2 separate regions of the Homo sapiens genome follow, and region 1 is linked to region 2. A link is an interaction called in ENCODE POLR2A ChIA-PET data of the cell type or tissue named here. Cell type or tissue: MCF 10A. All regions are shown on one strand. Links, peaks and the distances in the headings refer to the core of each region. The heading gives the core; the rest is flanking DNA.

Region 1 (5,000 bases), core at 1-5,000, 590 kb after region 2:
TTTTTCTGTCCCCACCACACTTCCCCATGCCCTTCCCCCTGCCCTCCCTCCACGTCTGTTTCCTCTTCAGATTTCCGCGTCCTCTGCAGGCTTCTCTGCGGATTCTCCCCTTGATCATTCTCAATATTAGTTCATTGTTTCATTTAGTCATTTACTTATTGAATGAATATTCCAGTGATGTGTTATTGAATATCAATATTGAGTCATGTGTGCATGCCTGTGTGTATATATACATATATATATGTAATTTTTGCTAACACTGAACATATTGAATATGTGTTTGGTATAGGAAACACAAAGATGAAAAAAATAGGTTGTTCTTTACTGTCCTGCTTTCTATTGTATGCCACAGTTTTGCACTTTTTTGCTTTAGTATATATAATGCTTATGTAATATAGAATGGATCTCCAATGATTTTTTTGTGTGTTTTTCACATATTTGGCATATGTGTGTGATGCTGCTCAGTGCCAGGCATCTCTTACACACAGTAGTCAAGAATCTTTTTTGGCCTCTGCCTAACCAGATTCCTCCTGCCTCCAGGTAGATTTTATACTTATTTCAAGGCAGAAACTTGGTGGAAGGAGGTAATCTGTCGCTAATGTGTATTTATTCCTTCATGCATGTATGCATTCATACCCTGGGATTTTTTTCTTCCCTTTAGCTGTGTTCCAGATCATCTCCCTGGTAATTTACCCCGTGAAGTACACCCAGACCTTCACCCTTCATGCCAACCCTGCTGTCACTTACATCTATAACTGGGCCTACGGCTTTGGGTGGGCAGCCACGATTATCCTGATTGGCTGTGCCTTCTTCTTCTGCTGCCTCCCCAACTACGAAGATGACCTTCTGGGCAATGCCAAGCCCAGGTACTTCTACACATCTGCCTAACTTGGGAATGAATGTGGGAGAAAATCGCTGCTGCTGAGATGGACTCCAGAAGAAGAAACTGTTTCTCCAGGCGACTTTGAACCCATTTTTTGGCAGTGTTCATATTATTAAACTAGTCAAAAATGCTAAAATAATTTGGGAGAAAATATTTTTTAAGTAGTGTTATAGTTTCATGTTTATCTTTTATTATGTTTTGTGAAGTTGTGTCTTTTCACTAATTACCTATACTATGCCAATATTTCCTTATATCTATCCATAACATTTATACTACATTTGTAAGAGAATATGCACGTGAAACTTAACACTTTATAAGGTAAAAATGAGGTTTCCAAGATTTAATAATCTGATCAAGTTCTTGTTATTTCCAAATAGAATGGACTCGGTCTGTTAAGGGCTAAGGAGAAGAGGAAGATAAGGTTAAAAGTTGTTAATGACCAAACATTCTAAAAGAAATGCAAAAAAAAAGTTTATTTTCAAGCCTTCGAACTATTTAAGGAAAGCAAAATCATTTCCTAAATGCATATCATTTGTGAGAATTTCTCATTAATATCCTGAATCATTCATTTTAGCTAAGGCTTCATGTTGACTCGATATGTCATCTAGGAAAGTACTATTTCATGGTCCAAACCTGTTGCCATAGTTGGTAAGGCTTTCCTTTAAGTGTGAAATATTTAGATGAAATTTTCTCTTTTAAAGTTCTTTATAGGGTTAGGGTGTGGGAAAATGCTATATTAATAAATCTGTAGTGTTTTGTGTTTATATGTTCAGAACCAGAGTAGACTGGATTGAAAGATGGACTGGGTCTAATTTATCATGACTGATAGATCTGGTTAAGTTGTGTAGTAAAGCATTAGGAGGGTCATTCTTGTCACAAAAGTGCCACTAAAACAGCCTCAGGAGAATAAATGACTTGCTTTTCTAAATCTCAGGTTTATCTGGGCTCTATCATATAGACAGGCTTCTGATAGTTTGCAACTGTAAGCAGAAACCTACATATAGTTAAAATCCTGGTCTTTCTTGGTAAACAGATTTTAAATGTCTGATATAAAACATGCCACAGGAGAATTCGGGGATTTGAGTTTCTCTGAATAGCATATATATGATGCATCGGATAGGTCATTATGATTTTTTACCATTTCGACTTACATAATGAAAACCAATTCATTTTAAATATCAGATTATTATTTTGTAAGTTGTGGAAAAAGCTAATTGTAGTTTTCATTATGAAGTTTTCCCAATAAACCAGGTATTCTAAACTTGTTTCCAGTTTGTAGTTTTTCCATTTTTCAAATCTGGGGAAAGGAATTAAAAAAAAAATGGGTAATAAGAACATGGGATATAATGAAAAGTGGTTTTTGTTTGTTTTTTTGTTTGAAGTTTTAAGGGCCTTGCTCATTTTAGGTGTCCAAAACCAATTTTTGAGTGGAGATTAATGAATTCTAATAGTCTATTCCCTGAACTTTTCCTCAATGAACAATACCCTAGACACACATTAAACAATTTCTCTGCAGTGCTATCAACCAGAGGAAAATGGACTAAGAGATTTCTGGCAGGTTCAGACACCCGGGGGACATGTGTGCAGTGTAGCTGAAGCCTCCTCCTTGTGCTGGGGTCCCCTTCCATTCAGGTGGTGGGGTAGCAGTCTCTCTATTTTCCCCTTGCCCTCCTTCCCATTTTATCATTTGTTATTTTTTTTCCCACCATAAGTCATATGTTACTTCCACTATGGTGTATGTCATTGTGAGGATGGGTGCAGAGAGGCTGGGTGGGAGAACGGAAATATATCTCCCTAGGGCTACTGTTGGCCAGCTAGTCCTTGGCAGTGAATTTTTCTATGCTTTTCAAAATGCGAGGTGAATGTTTCTCATAGAGAAATGTAATCTGGGTGATTATACCAAAATTGAAAAGAAAAACCCACACAACTATGCCGTGGCTGGTGGAGAATTTGAAGTGGTCATTAAAAATGTTAAAAATCCCATCTTTTAAAGTGATACCACAGCTCATTCAAGAAGATACTGGATATCTAGAGATTAAGAAACGTGGTCTCCTGTTAAACATGAAAATGACTCCGTTTATAAGCTTCTCTACCACATGCACTTGTCTTTGCATGATTTCCCATCCAGCCTTCTTCCCCTCCTCAATCACACAATACCTTAACGGCGCACATTTAGGAAAAATGCAACCTCCTGGGACCAACGAGCCTGATATAATAGAACCATGTCAACCTAAAGTATTTATGACAAAGATAAACTCTTATTTTGCAGAAATGGTCTGCTTCCTTCAGCCTTGTTCTAGTATAGAGATCTGCCATTCCTTGTTGATCCAGATTCACCAAGACAGATACCTTTATGTCATAACAGAAGGGAAGTTCCAGAGGATTCTGGAGAGTAATGAAGAATTGGGCTGAGAAACCACCTGAAGGCTAACAGTGCATTGCATGAGATTTCCCACAGTAAAGCTGAGGTGCTTTTTGGTTCAGTAATTAAATATTGAGTTCCCACCCTTTAAATAAGCAGTTCTAGGTTCCTAAGCAATTATTTCACTCTGTAAGTAGCCAGACATGCTAAGTGGCACTTACTGCTGATTGTAACAAAGAAGTAATATATCAAGGTCTTTCCATGTTCACACAAGGTAGCTTGTGTGTAATAACTTAGCTTCAAAACCATAGACTGCAGAACTCACAAGTTCAACAGCCTTTCCTTTTTTAAGGAAATGAAAACAATGGAAAATATAGTCATCATAACTTAATTCGGTTTATTTTTTTTTTCTGTAAACTCCCCCTGAAAGACATTCCTATTAATACAGTAAATGTGAACACTGACTTGTTTTTATAAGCACATCTGAAAGGGCATATTTGAGTCTCATCCCAACTTTGGTCCTTGCTATCTGTGCAGGCTTGGGCAGGTCATCTCCCTGCTGGTCTCAATATCCTCACCTGTAAAATGATTGTAAATGATCCCCCTACCTTCAAGATTCTCTGATTGATAGAATTTTTTCTTTAATTAAAAAATTTTAAATATTCCTTGAGTTGGAAGCACTGATCAATAAGTGGATTGCTTAGGGAGGTTGGAACGAATAGATTCAGTCCCAACTTCCTCTTTTAAATTCCCTCTTCCTCACTCTTCCTGCAACACTTATTTTTACAGTTGAGTTTTAAAAATAAGTAATATATAAAATAATTTCTGTAGTGTGGTTTCAGATTTAAAAATTCCTGCAGACAGGCTGGGCTTGCAACCCCATCAGTCGATGGTCAGAGCCCTTTGCTTTTTGAGACCATTTTTAGGTGAGCTTGGCTTGCCTGGATACAGTGTGCAGTGCATTCTTCCTGAATTTTGCAATTCTGGTATCTGGGTGTATTTTCTAGGTGTGTCAGGGTGAGTGTAATCCACCTAGGGTGTGGAAAAAGCCAAGAAAGGGAAATTAAAAGAGGTTCCTATCCAGTCATGTTAATGATCTTCCACTTGTACTATCCTGTGCTTCGTTGTTAACCTCGAAAACATACTTTGTTGGCTGCAAAAATAAACAAAGGGAAACTCAGAAGTGTGTGAGCATGCGTGTGTGTATTTAGAGATAGTTCTCTGGTGAAGAAATGGAATCCTGCTGATTTAAATGGCACAAGATTGTCTTCGTGATAATGAGTCATCATATAATCATAATAGATGGTTGTGTAATGGGGTGACCCAGCCAGTTTTTCCAGTGCAAAGACTCAAGGTAATTAACCTGCTATTATCAACTGCTTTTGATTAAGTTACTTTCAAGAGGAAATACTTAGATTTGAAACATAAACTCTGAATTTCATCAATAAAAGTAAATTGCCAAGTGAGACTTTGAAAGCAAGTTCCATGTGGATACCCTCTGTTTCCCTATTCTATCCTTTCTATCGAGTTGAAATGCTTCAGTGAAAATTTGCATTTCCAAATGCCACCCCACCCAATTTCCAAAGTCAAGCAACACCTCAATGCTTAATCCTTTCCCAATGAAAAAACAACAATAACAACACTAAAGAAAAACTGATTTCAGCGCAGATGTAGAAGACTGTGAGAAATGGACACAAAGGACACTGGCATCTGCATGATCGATTTCATGTTGATAGAATTGTCATTGGAATAATA
Region 2 (11,775 bases), core at 3,110-8,109:
CGCCACTGCACCCCAGCCTGGGAGATAGAGCAAGACTCTGTGTCCCCAAAAAAAAAAAGTGTACAATTTAGGGGTTTTTAGTGTATTCACAGAGTTGTGCAACCATTACCACAATTTTAGAACATTTTTATCACCCCAAAAGAAACCCCATACTCATAACTAGTTATTCCCCATTTCCTGTCAACCCTCCCATTCCTAGGCAACCACTGATCTACTTTCTGCCTCTATAGATTTGACTTTTCTGGACATTTCATACAGATGGAATCATGTGCCTGGCTTTTTTTACTTAGCACAGTGAACTTTTCGAAGTTCATAATTTGTTTCTTTTTATAATTAAGACTTTTATGATTGAAAAAGTATCATTCATATTTATTACTTGATGAAAAACCTTGTGAGATAGGAGGGAAGGCCAGGTTATATTATACACACTTATTACTTTTTAATTGATACATAATAATTGTACATATTTAACATTGTACATTTGCAAATACAGTCTTTGCATAAACAGGACTGAGAATTTGGCAGACACAGTAGGCTCATAGTTCTGAGGAGTATTTTAGGTGTTGAGATGCATTCTCATACCTCACAACAGACTGTCCCCTCACCTAACCAGAGGGTTGGCTGGTCCTGATGTCAGAATATCTTTGCTTCTTCCTCAGAACGCAAGGCACTTGTCAGAGTTCTAAAGACAGAGTGTTCACTGCACTTCGTCTTCTTCTTCTTTTTTTTTTTTTAATTTAAAAAGAGATGAGGTTTCCATACGTTGTGCAGGCTGGTCTGGAACTCCTGGGCTCAAGCGATCCTCCCTCCTTGGCCTCCCAAAAGAGCTGGGATTACTGGTGTGAGCCACCGTGTCTGACTGACTGCATAAGAATAGGTTGTATGGCTGTTTTTGTGTCTGACTACTCATAAATGTTTGGCGAAATTGGCATAAGATTTGCTTTCATTGACACATACCACATGCTAGAGAGGATGTTGGTGGCTGTGTGGCCCGCACCCCCCTCTAATCCCAGTCCCTCAATTTATTAAGAGAAACTGACAGTAGCTGAGTGGTCAGATTGCACCATCAGGTTAAGGAGGCGAGGTGATTCCTATACTTGACTAACTTTAAGAACTGCTTGGAACTTTCGTTAAAATTAGAGATTCCCAGACCCTTCCAAAGCCCTGTTGAGCCAGAGTCTCCAGTATGTTTAACAATGCCATGCTGTCCTTTGGCCAGGCAAATTGAGAAGCACTGCAATCGTCTAGAAAGCTCATTGGATTAGGAATTGGGAGACCTGAGCTTGGCTTCACCTCTGCCATTTTCTAACACAGATTTTGAGCAATTTATTCAACACCTCAAGGCCTTAGTTTTCATATCTGTAAACAGAGACCTTGACAAAAATAATCTCTACTGGCCTTTCCAATTTTGGCGTTTTGTGATTCTACTGAGGGATTTAAAAAGTTTTAATTTATTTTGACAAAATAAATAGGAAAATTAAAGTTGCATGTATTTATGGGAAACAACTATTTTATTTTATTATTATTTTTTTAGACAGGATCTGGCTGTTGCCCAGGCTGGAGTTCAATGGCTCAAATGATCCTCCCACCTCAGCCTCGCTAGTAGCCTGGACTATAGGCACATGCCACCATGCCAGGCTAATTTTTACATTTTTAATAGAGACAGGGTTTTACTGTGTTGCCCAGGCTGGTTTCAAACTCCTGGGCTCAAGCATCTGCCCGTTTTGGCCTCCCAAAATGCTAGGATTCCAGGTGTGAGCCACTGTGCCCCACCAACATGATGTTTATATATTGTGGCATGGGTTAATCAAGCTAATTAACATATAGGCATTATCTCACATACTCTTTTTTTTTTGGTAAGAACACTTACAAGTATGCAATACATGTTATTAGCTATGGTCACCATGTTGATTATAGATCTCTTGAACTTATTCCTCTTAACAGAAATTTTGTATCTTTTGACCAATATCTCTCCAATACCTTCTTCCTACAGCCCTTGGTAACCATCATTGTACTCTCTGCTTCTATGAGTTTCATTTTGACTATTTGATAATACTATATGAAGTGGATACCCTTATTTCTGTGTGACAGATGATATAGCTAAGGCACAAATAATTTGTTTGCCCATGTTGATAGCTGGTAAGCAATGGAGCTGGGCTTTGAATCCAGACAGGGTTCAAGTTCAGATGAATTTGTAAGTACAACTTTGATAAATAATCTCTTTGATTCTTTTGATGAGGGATTAAAAAAAAAACTTTGTGTCTGAAATAAACTCTTCATGACTCTATGGACTCTTTACATTAAAAAATTATTTATTTATTTATTTTCAGAAATTGATGTCTCACTGTGTTGCTTAGGCTCATCTCAAACTCTGGCCTCAAGCAATCCTCCCACCTTGGCCTCTCAAAGTACTGGGATTATAGGGGTAAGCCAGCACACCCAGCCTGTATGGGCTCTTTTAGCTAATATTTTATTCACATAGAGTGCGTGGATCGTCACATGTTGAGGGATTAGTCACTTGCCAAGCAGATCAGGCAGGTACTTGTTTCTAATTTGTGTATATTCTGCCCACAATACATTCATAGCTTCCTCCTCAGCTTTAAAAAGTGCAATGTCATTATGGAAAGAGAATTATGTTTAAATGCATTTGCCAAATATTCAGATTTCTAGGAGAGTTATTTTTTGAATTATGAGAGTATATCCTTTAAATCAAAACATCAGTCTCCTCATTGACTCTTGGGTATTGGGAAAATGATAACCTGCTTAAAAAGCTACCTACATTTAGGTTGAAATTATTTATCTAGCCGTAATCTAGTTTTCTGCTATATTAAAGAAAACCCTAATATTAACATTTTAGCTGTATATATTTTAAAATCGAGAATAGCAAATGAAAAAATTTAACAAAAGAGAAACATTTGAGTTTCTTAATATTTTGGGGAGAAAATTCAGAAACAAAACTAATGCAATATTTGCCTCTGGCAGTCATTTTATTATGTTTAAAAAACCAAGTTTTTCCAGCAGTGAAGGTGTAAAAAGAAAAAAAAAATCGTTATAAGTATAAAATAAAATGACTTGCACCTAACTAGGCCCCTAGTAACTTACTTAATTCTGTTTCTCCTCAAATTGGTTTCTATCCTGGAATGAATGACTTCTGCAGGAACTGAAGTTCAGATGCAGCAGGAGGGTACTGACCGCCATCTTGTTCCACATGCCGGTTTCATTTGTGGTCTGCACTTGTCACAGTGTGCACTTCAGCTGCACTTTGGGCAAAGGTAGAAGAGCTGGAGCTTCTGTGTTTGACTGAGGAACTCTCTGAGAAAAGGAGCTTACAGGCCCCCCATGTTTGTTTGTTTGTTTGTTTGTTTTTCTGAGACGGAGTCTCACTCTGTTGCCCAGGCTAGAATGCAGTGGCGCGATCTTGGCTCACTGCAACCTCTGCCTCCCGGGTTCAAGTGATTCTTCTGCCTCAGCCTTCTGAGTAGCTGGGATTACAGGCGCACGCCACCACGCCCAGCTAATTTTGTATTTTTAGTAGAGATGGGGTTTTGCCATGTTGGCCAGGCTGGTCTTGAACTCCTGACCTTGTGATCCGCCCGCCTTGGCCTCCCAAAGTGCTGGGATTACAGGCTTGAGTCACCGCGCCCACAGGCCTCCCCCTTTTTTTGGACAAATGATGTGTCTATGAAAGCCTTTGGCATTATTCAAACAAAATATGTCATTACTGTTACCAATATCAAGGCAGTAGCATAATTCTGCTTTCTGATGTCAGACTGTCTTTGCAGGGATTTTTTTTTTTTTTTTTGAGAGGGAGTCTTGCTCTGTCTCCCAGGCTGGAGTGCAGTGGTGAGATCTCGGCTCACTGCAACCTCTGCCTCCTGGGTTCAAGTAATTATCCTGCCTCAGCCTCCCGAGTAGCTGGGACTACAGGTGGGCACCACCATGCCCAGCTGATTTTTTGTATTTTTAGTAGAGATGGGGTTTCACCATGTTGGCCAGGCTGGTCTCAAACTGCTGGCCTCAAGTGATCTGCTCGCCTTGGCCTCCCAAAATGCTAGGATTACAGGCATGAGCCACTGTGCCCAGTGCTTTGCAGGGGTTTTGTATTGCCTGATGATGCTGTCGACGAATGCTGGACATTGGCCATACGCCAAACACCTTAATATGTACAATGGCTCTGTGAGATGGATATTATTATTATTTCTGTGTGACAGTGATACAGTGAAGGCACAAATAACTTGTTTGCCCACATTCACAGCTGGTAAGCAATGGAGCTAGGCTTTGAACCAGGCCAGGGCTGTCTCCAGGATTAGTCCGCCCAAACATCGCGTGGCAGTGTCTCTCAGTTACCTGATCTAACTTCAAATTATGACCTTCCCATACTCAGATGAGGCCAGGAAGATACAGTGAAAACCTGTCAAATATCTGAGGAAAAAACAAGAAGGCTTTTGGGCTTTTCCCTTTTCCTTCTCTTTGTTTAGAAACCTCTCAAACTACTAGCAGATGGCCAAGAAATTTGAGACACGCATCAAAAGTACTTACTTAGCACAGCGCCTGGCACATAGCTAACATTTATTTAACAGTTGCTGCTGTTGTTTTGGTGACATTGAAGGCTGAGTTAGCATGTGTGTGCGTCTGTGTCCCTGTATCGCCACAGATGGCCCAGTCTGCAGGAGGCCGTGCCACTGAAGCCTGGAAGATGAAAGCTGACCACGGCTACATGAGAGCTGGTGTCAGAGATAAACACAAAAATACCTCTGGTTGGAAAACCAGAGAGTTCTGCACAGGCATGTGAAAGTATATGTGGCTCCCGAGAGCAGTGTGTGGAGGGCTGTTGCTTTCTGTCTGCTTCACTGGGGCCGGGGAAGCCAGGCCTGTTTCCGGGGCCTTTTTATGGACATGGACATGGGCTTGCTTTCACAGAGCCCTCTCGCCCCCATTTCCTCCTGCCGTGGGAACTGGAGGGCCGCTCAGCTCCCACCTCGCTTCCTAGCTATGGGAGAGCTGTCGCTTGTGCCTCACTTGGCCTGGGGTTGGCTATCCAAGCCCCCAATGTCACGTTTTCACCCGGAACTTGACGGGCTCAGCCTGCACCTCGGCTTTCCTCGGGCATCTTGGAACGTGCAGCAGCTGTTCATCTCCGGGTTACCCACACTTTCTGAATCATCGGAGTCACTGGGAGCTTGGTGAAAAACACCCCCAGGTGGCCCCGCCCCTGGAGATTCTGAGTCAGCGCAGCCGGGTGAGGCCAGGAACAGACCTCCCTAGCAAGGACCCCCAGGTGATTCCAATGAGGCGAATTTGGGAAACACCCATCTAGGCCGTGTGTGAGGCATCTTGTTTATTCAGGGCGGCAGGACATTCATCCATTCATCCATTCCTGAACTGTATTTTGAGTTATTCTGTTAGTGCTAAGTGGTGAGGATTACACAGGGTCCTTCCTTGAAGTACTTGACAGTTTCATGTGGATGGTTAGATATATAACTAAATAATAAGGAATAGAATGACCATTTATAACATTGTTTCTGGAAGAAAATCTGTTCTGAATTCCAAATCGCCAATTTAAATTGCATTTTGAGACTACATCAAACTTAGAAAAGCTGAATGTAAGTTTCTGGGATGATGGCACTCCTACACATATAAAATAATGATTTCAAATGTTTACAGCATATTTTATCTAAAAATTAAACTCTGAGAAACAAATATAAACCCTTCTGGAATAATTTTATTTTTCCTTTGGGATGGTGGAAATTTTCTTCTGTTTTATTTTCACTTACCCTTTTGATTGGTTTCATAAGACATTTCCACCCATGTAGAAAAGCAGTTACCAGCCTGGCCAACATGGTGAAACCCCATATCTACTAAAAATACAAAAATTAACTAGGCTTGGTAGCAGGTGCCTGTAATCTCGGGAGGTTGAGGCAGGAGTATTGCTTGAACCTGGGAGGTGGAGGTTGCAGTGAGCCAAGATCACGCCACTGCACTCTAGCCTGGGCGACAAGATCAAAACTCCGTCTCAGAAAAAAAAAAAAAGAAAAGCGGTATCTTACTTTGGAAGGATAGACAATGGTTTTAGATTATTCCTGTAGGGAAATCCTTTGTTATACTTTACTTCCCCTGCACTCCCTGTTATGATTAAAAATTGTTAAAGGTGTTATCAGTAATATGCAGAGGGCTGTGTAGTAACTAGCTAATTTAAATTACAATAACACATGGTGAAATATGAGGGCTTTCTGCATGACAGCATTACACATCTGATAAAATGTTCTGAGGACTCAGAGACCACGATGTGTAAAAAAAAAGGAAATAGAATTAAGTGAGGGTATGTTATGCATAATCCAATTATACCTGATTATGTTGGCATCTGAGAACTGCTGTTGAGGTGCACTGTGGTTTCTCAGCTGATGGTCTTGCTGCTGGGACCACCATCCAGGCAAGGGCACTAGCCTGCTTCTCCCAGGATATTCCAGGTGTGCTCATTAGCTAGTTGGTGGGCCCTCAGCTCCAGGCAGCCTGACTCCATAGCCTGTGCTCCTTACCTTTATATTACATGAGGACCAAGGTCAGTGGAAAAATCATGATGCAGCCCAAGTAACCTCAGCATAAATTTTCATGTAATTTATTGAATAGACAGTAATTCACATTGTTAAAAAATATGCATACACAAAGGCCATGCAGTGAAAAGTCTCACTCCTTCTGTCCAGCATCAACTCCCCACTCCAGATAACCACGTTTACTAGTTTCTTCACATGCTTCCAGAGGTTTCTGTATACAAATATGAAAATATTAATTTATGTTATTTTCCCCTCTTTTTTATACACACAATTTCTGGGTTATCCTGTTGCTCTTCTTCATTCATATATATAATCCAAAGTATTATTTTCCTCATTGTTCTGTATGTCTTTTAGCTGGTTTCTTTTTTGTGAGATCTCAGTTACATTTCGTTGTTGTTAGGGAAGTCTTTTGATTTGGGAAAAAAGATTAATTAACATTGGAATAAATTGTTAACTCTTAATTTTTTTATTGCTTGATTTTTAGGAATAGTTTATGAGCTTCCCAAGAGATGATTAAGCCTTTCCTATATTAAGAAAGGTAAAGGGGGCTGGGCACGGTGGCTCATGCCTGCCATCCCAACACTTTGGGAGGCTGAGGCAGGCAGATCACTGTGACTCAAGAGTTCAAGACCAGCCTGGGCAACATGGTGAAAGCCCGTCTCTACATTAAATACAAAAATTAACCAGGCGTGGTGGCTCGCGCCTGTGGTCCCAGCTGATTGGGAGGCTGAGGCTGGAGGGTCGCTTGAACCTGGGAAGCAGAGGTTGCAGTGAGCTAAGATCACACCACTGCACTCCAGCCTGGGTGACAGAGTGAGAACCTGCTTTAAAAAAAATAAAATAAAAGAGGAAAAGGGAGGAGAGGCTTCTGTTAAATGTCTGCAACAACATAGTTGGGTTTATTTAAAAGTAGGCATTTTCTGCCTTTTAATCTAGATATCCACATGCTAAATGTGAATTGCTTTCTGACTTAGGAGTATGTTTGTATCTAGAACTGTGTTTGAATTTTAGTGTGGAATGTTTTACTCTGAGATGGTGACTTCATTTGCTAAGTAAATGCAATTGGTCATGAGTCCTGTTTGGTGTATTTGATTTCACTGGGTTGGTTTTAACAACCTGACTGCGGTGTACTAGGTGGTGCTGCGACAGTGCAGAGTGACACTGACAGACATTTGAATAGAGCAGCCGTGGTCAGTGGAGTTATTTTTCTCTAGTGGTTAGCCAGTTTAAGACCAAAGATTTGTGCTGAATTACTACAGAAATGACTAAAAAGAGCATTATTCATAAGTATAGACTCAGACACATAATCATTGAATTACGTAACCCACTATGTAAGTTTTGTGTAAATAAAAATACATCAACAAGTTTTCAGTCTTACAAAGTATGCCGTAAAATGTTTCTGATGATAAAATTGAGGTATATTCATCCTAAATTCCAAACTTGTAAAGTGCAGAAAATATAATGAAGAAAAAAATCATAACCTAGAGAGTATTGCTTCATTTTCTCTCTTTTTTTGGCCAATATATTTATATGTTTGGATCTATCTATATTTAATTATAGTAATCAATAGCATTTTAAACTGAAGTGGGTGCATCTTTCTCTGTTCATGAGAACAGAGAAATTTGTGTCCTGAATTTTGAAAGTGTAGCTTATATCATGAGCTATTCCCCCATGTTGTAGATATCTAGAGGCTGTTTTAAAAACGAGAGGCATTGGGGTGCATCTCTCTGACAATCTGTTTTGGATCCCAAGTAAAGCCCTTTTGATGTCCTCAGGGGTCTGCGTGTTCACACAAGAGTTATCAAGTGGACAGAAGTTTGTTATTCTTCTGGGCTTCCTAGGGCCTCTTCTTCAAGGATTTAATTATTTGTGAACCTTTCAATTGTACTCATGATGTGTTATTTAGGAGTAGATGTGTTTTTCTATCAATTACTGTAGTATTAATATATTGCTAACTCTTAGAAGTGGCCACCATTATCTTCTAAACAAAAAACATATTTTATGTCTAAGATTATTTGCCTATGAGGACAGTTCTGTGTATCATCATAGCTAACAGATTGAGTCAAAAAAGTTAGTTGTCTCCTCACTTCCTTATGGTTCTTTACTTGAGCAGCATGCCTATTGGTCTAATCAATTATCATGTTGCTTTTTTTTCTTTGAAGTGATGTTTCTCTTTTCCTCTTAAAAAGCATGTGGAGTTTTCCCTTTCCCCTTCACCAAAATGGCAGTCTGACATCTGTCTCAACTTTTCTCACCTTGGTGGTTGCCTGCTTTTGGCAACATATGGGGTCTGTTTAGATTTAGTTCGACAAGATTTTAAAACAAAGGTCTGTTGCATCTCTTCCTGCAAATTTGGTTCTTGTCTTGTGGAAAGATGAGGATTAAGCTTAGATCTGCTGCTCCTCTTATTCTAAATGTTGGACGGTTTAATTGAAAAACTTAGCTTATAAAAGAATTGGGGGACTCTGGGCTAATTCACTCATGATAGAGGTGGGAGGCGATGAAGGTGTGAAATGAAGTGGGAAAAATGTCTTTGAGTGCCGTTAGTACTTTTCACATAATCTAAACACATTGTTTTGCAAATTTGCAAGTTTTGATTAATATCATTAATAATTTATAGTAACACTTACAGGATAACATTTGTAGCTAACACTTATAGGATACTTACTATGTGCCCATTTTATTTAATCCTCATAAAAATTGTAAGAGAGGAACATTACCAACCCTCCATTTTACTGATGAGGAAACAGTGGCAAGGATAGGCAAAGTAATTTGCCTCAGGTCACACAGCTGGTCAGTGATAGAGATGAAATGATGAAGTATGGTATAGGTGAGTTCATACTGCCTCTGTAATGTGTTTAAATACTTCATCTGCATAATTTTATGTTTTAATTTTTGTGAACTTTTAAATTCATTTTAATTTTGAAAAATTTCTGAGTTTGGCTAGGGGTTTACAGGTATTTTCTGTCTTAGCCTGATTATTTTAAATCATGGTGCTACTAGTCCAATGGCATGACTCAGGGAGGTGAATTAATGTCCCATGTGACAATGCTATTATGAATCTATAGAGAATTCAGAAAGTTTCTCTGGTTCTTTGAGCTGCACTGATGAAAGGTCATCTAGTCTCTAAATACAAAGTCTTTTTGTTAGTGTTGCCTATCATTCTGGCCTCTTTTGCCAGACATTCATGATCAGTGTCAGAAGATAAGTGATATAGGAACAAATGAAATTTCTGGCTTATTTTTATTTATTATATGTTAGGAGAAAAAAATCTTCTTTTTTCCCCTTTCCCTAAACTTGCAATATTTAAATAGTATGACACCATAAAATGCCACCTCAAGCCTGCATTTCAAGGGAATTGCTGAATTTTCCTGCTAATAAGTGGAGGATGAGAGCAGCAATGAGAACTAGCTGGTTGTTACTCTGCTCTGCAATACTCTGCTCTCTCTTTACTGACAGAAAGTACCTTTAATTCTGTGGTGCTTGTTGGTGGCACCAGCCTAGAGAATGGTGACCCATACCCCTTAACTTACATCAGTGGTTCTCAAAATGTGGCCTCAGAAGCAGCGTCATAAGCATCTCCTGGGAACTTGCTAGAAATGCAAAATCTTGGCCCTACCACAGACCTACTAAATCAGAATCACTGGGGGTGGGCCCAGCAGACGTGACCTAAAGAGTCCTCCAGGTGATTCTAACACACGCAGCAGTTTGAGAAGCAGCAGTTTGAGAATACCATTTGCAGTATCCACTGGCCCAGGGCCAGAGGACTGAATCTGCGTAGACACCTTAGCATGTGGGCTCTGCTTGGGGCAGTGATTGGAGCTGCCAACACTAAATTTCCAGAGGGTTCTTTAAAAAGCTTTTGCCTCTGGTCAGGACAGTACTTTAAAGGCTTAAGAACTAACGCTTCATTATCGTGCAACAGTGAGTCTTGTTTTAAGCACCCGTTTGTTCTTTTGAGGTACACTTGGTAGCAGGCCTTCACTATTTCAAGATTAGTAACATGGCCACTGGCTTGTTCATGGGCCTTTGGGCTTAGGGCAACCTCTCTTGATTTCCCTTTTCCTAGAACTTTAAACAGCATCCAGAGAGCTGAGAGGTGACTCGACACAATCACAGGGTAGGGACATACTTTTTAAACAAAATTGGAGGAGAGAGGATTATGCTCTCTAAATACTCATTGCATAAAACCCTCATTTTGATATCTTAGAATGCCTCCTAAAAAATGTAACTAGGAAAACTTGAGGCAGACATAGGAAATTTTGCTTGTGGATGGGACATAAAAACATTTGAATAAACATGAGAAAAATTTACAAGCACAAAACTTACTGAGTAGTTGATGTTCTTTTGCTTTTAGTGGAATCCTGCTTTGCTTTACCTAATTCAGCTTTATAATTTATTACTTACTTCTGTAACCTGTCCATCAGTTAGCTGTTAGTACAGTATAATCCACTGTAATTTGGAGAGGTCAAACATGATTGAAACAGTTTGATAAAAGGCAGCAGATGGCCTGGGGCAGTGGCTCACGCCTGTAATCCCAGCACTTTGTGGGGGCTGAGGCGGGTGGATCACCTGAAGTCAGGAGTTTGAGGCCAGCCTGTCCAACATAGTGAAACCTCGTCTCTACTAAAAATACAAAAATTAGCCAGGTGTAGTGGCATGTTCCTGGAGTCCCAGCTACTCAGGAGGCTGAGGCAGGAGAATCACTTGAACCCGGGAGGTGGAGGTTGTAGTGAGCTGAGATTGTGCTGCTGCACTCTAGCCTGGGTGACAGAGCTAGACTCAGTCTCAAAAAACAAACAAACAAACAAACAAAAAGTGGAGGCATTAGAACATGGCATGTAAGAGATAAAATTTACTAGCGGTGTGAACTTGAATATATTACCCTTTCTGCTTAAGTTCTTTCCTCTGTAAAATGGGCATTGTACTAATACTTGAGATGGTAATTGTGTGGATAAAATGAGATATAGAACAGTGCCTGTTCTATAATAAACAATAAATATTAGCCGATATTTTGGATTGGACCTTACTATTTTTTAGACTAGTTTTATTTTTTTTTTCTGAGTGTATTTTAAAACCTAAGTGTAAATAAAGTCAAGATGTTAGAATAAAGGACTGGACCTTAATAATGTAAGGTTTCCTAGTGAGTGTCCTTATGTTCTGGTTGAGTTTTCTCCATAGCTGATGGTTAGATTTGTTAATTGGGTTATTTTGAGGTTTTTGG

What was found. ChIA-PET counts read pairs that join two places held together with the same protein. Peaks named below come from ENCODE experiments on the same cell type or tissue, not always from the same donor. Only the 100,000 strongest peaks of a DNase experiment are listed, where the experiment ranks them.
Region 1: POLR2A ChIA-PET joins it to region 2 with 5 read pairs; 4 of 35 experiments call an interaction of 5 or more read pairs at or near these places.

What each region holds. Positions count from the first base shown.
Region 1 is chr6:138,087,930-138,092,929 of GRCh38, reverse strand. It overlaps PERP (p53 apoptosis effector related to PMP22), which reads left to right. Exons shown (of 3, transcript NM_022121.5): 3 at 662-4,425. The coding sequence ends at 888. Among named protein-coding and RNA genes, the nearest start is that of PERP, 17 kb to the left of the region's middle. RefSeq lists an enhancer at 4,649-5,000. In MCF 10A, for the core only: no CTCF peak of the experiment used is centred there; a DNase peak (open chromatin) is centred at 4,419.
Region 2 is chr6:138,676,239-138,688,013 of GRCh38, reverse strand. It overlaps a transcript of NHSL1 not described here. Among named protein-coding and RNA genes, the nearest start is that of NHSL1-AS1, 9.5 kb to the left of the region's middle. In MCF 10A, for the core only: no CTCF peak of the experiment used is centred there; a DNase peak (open chromatin) is centred at 5,183.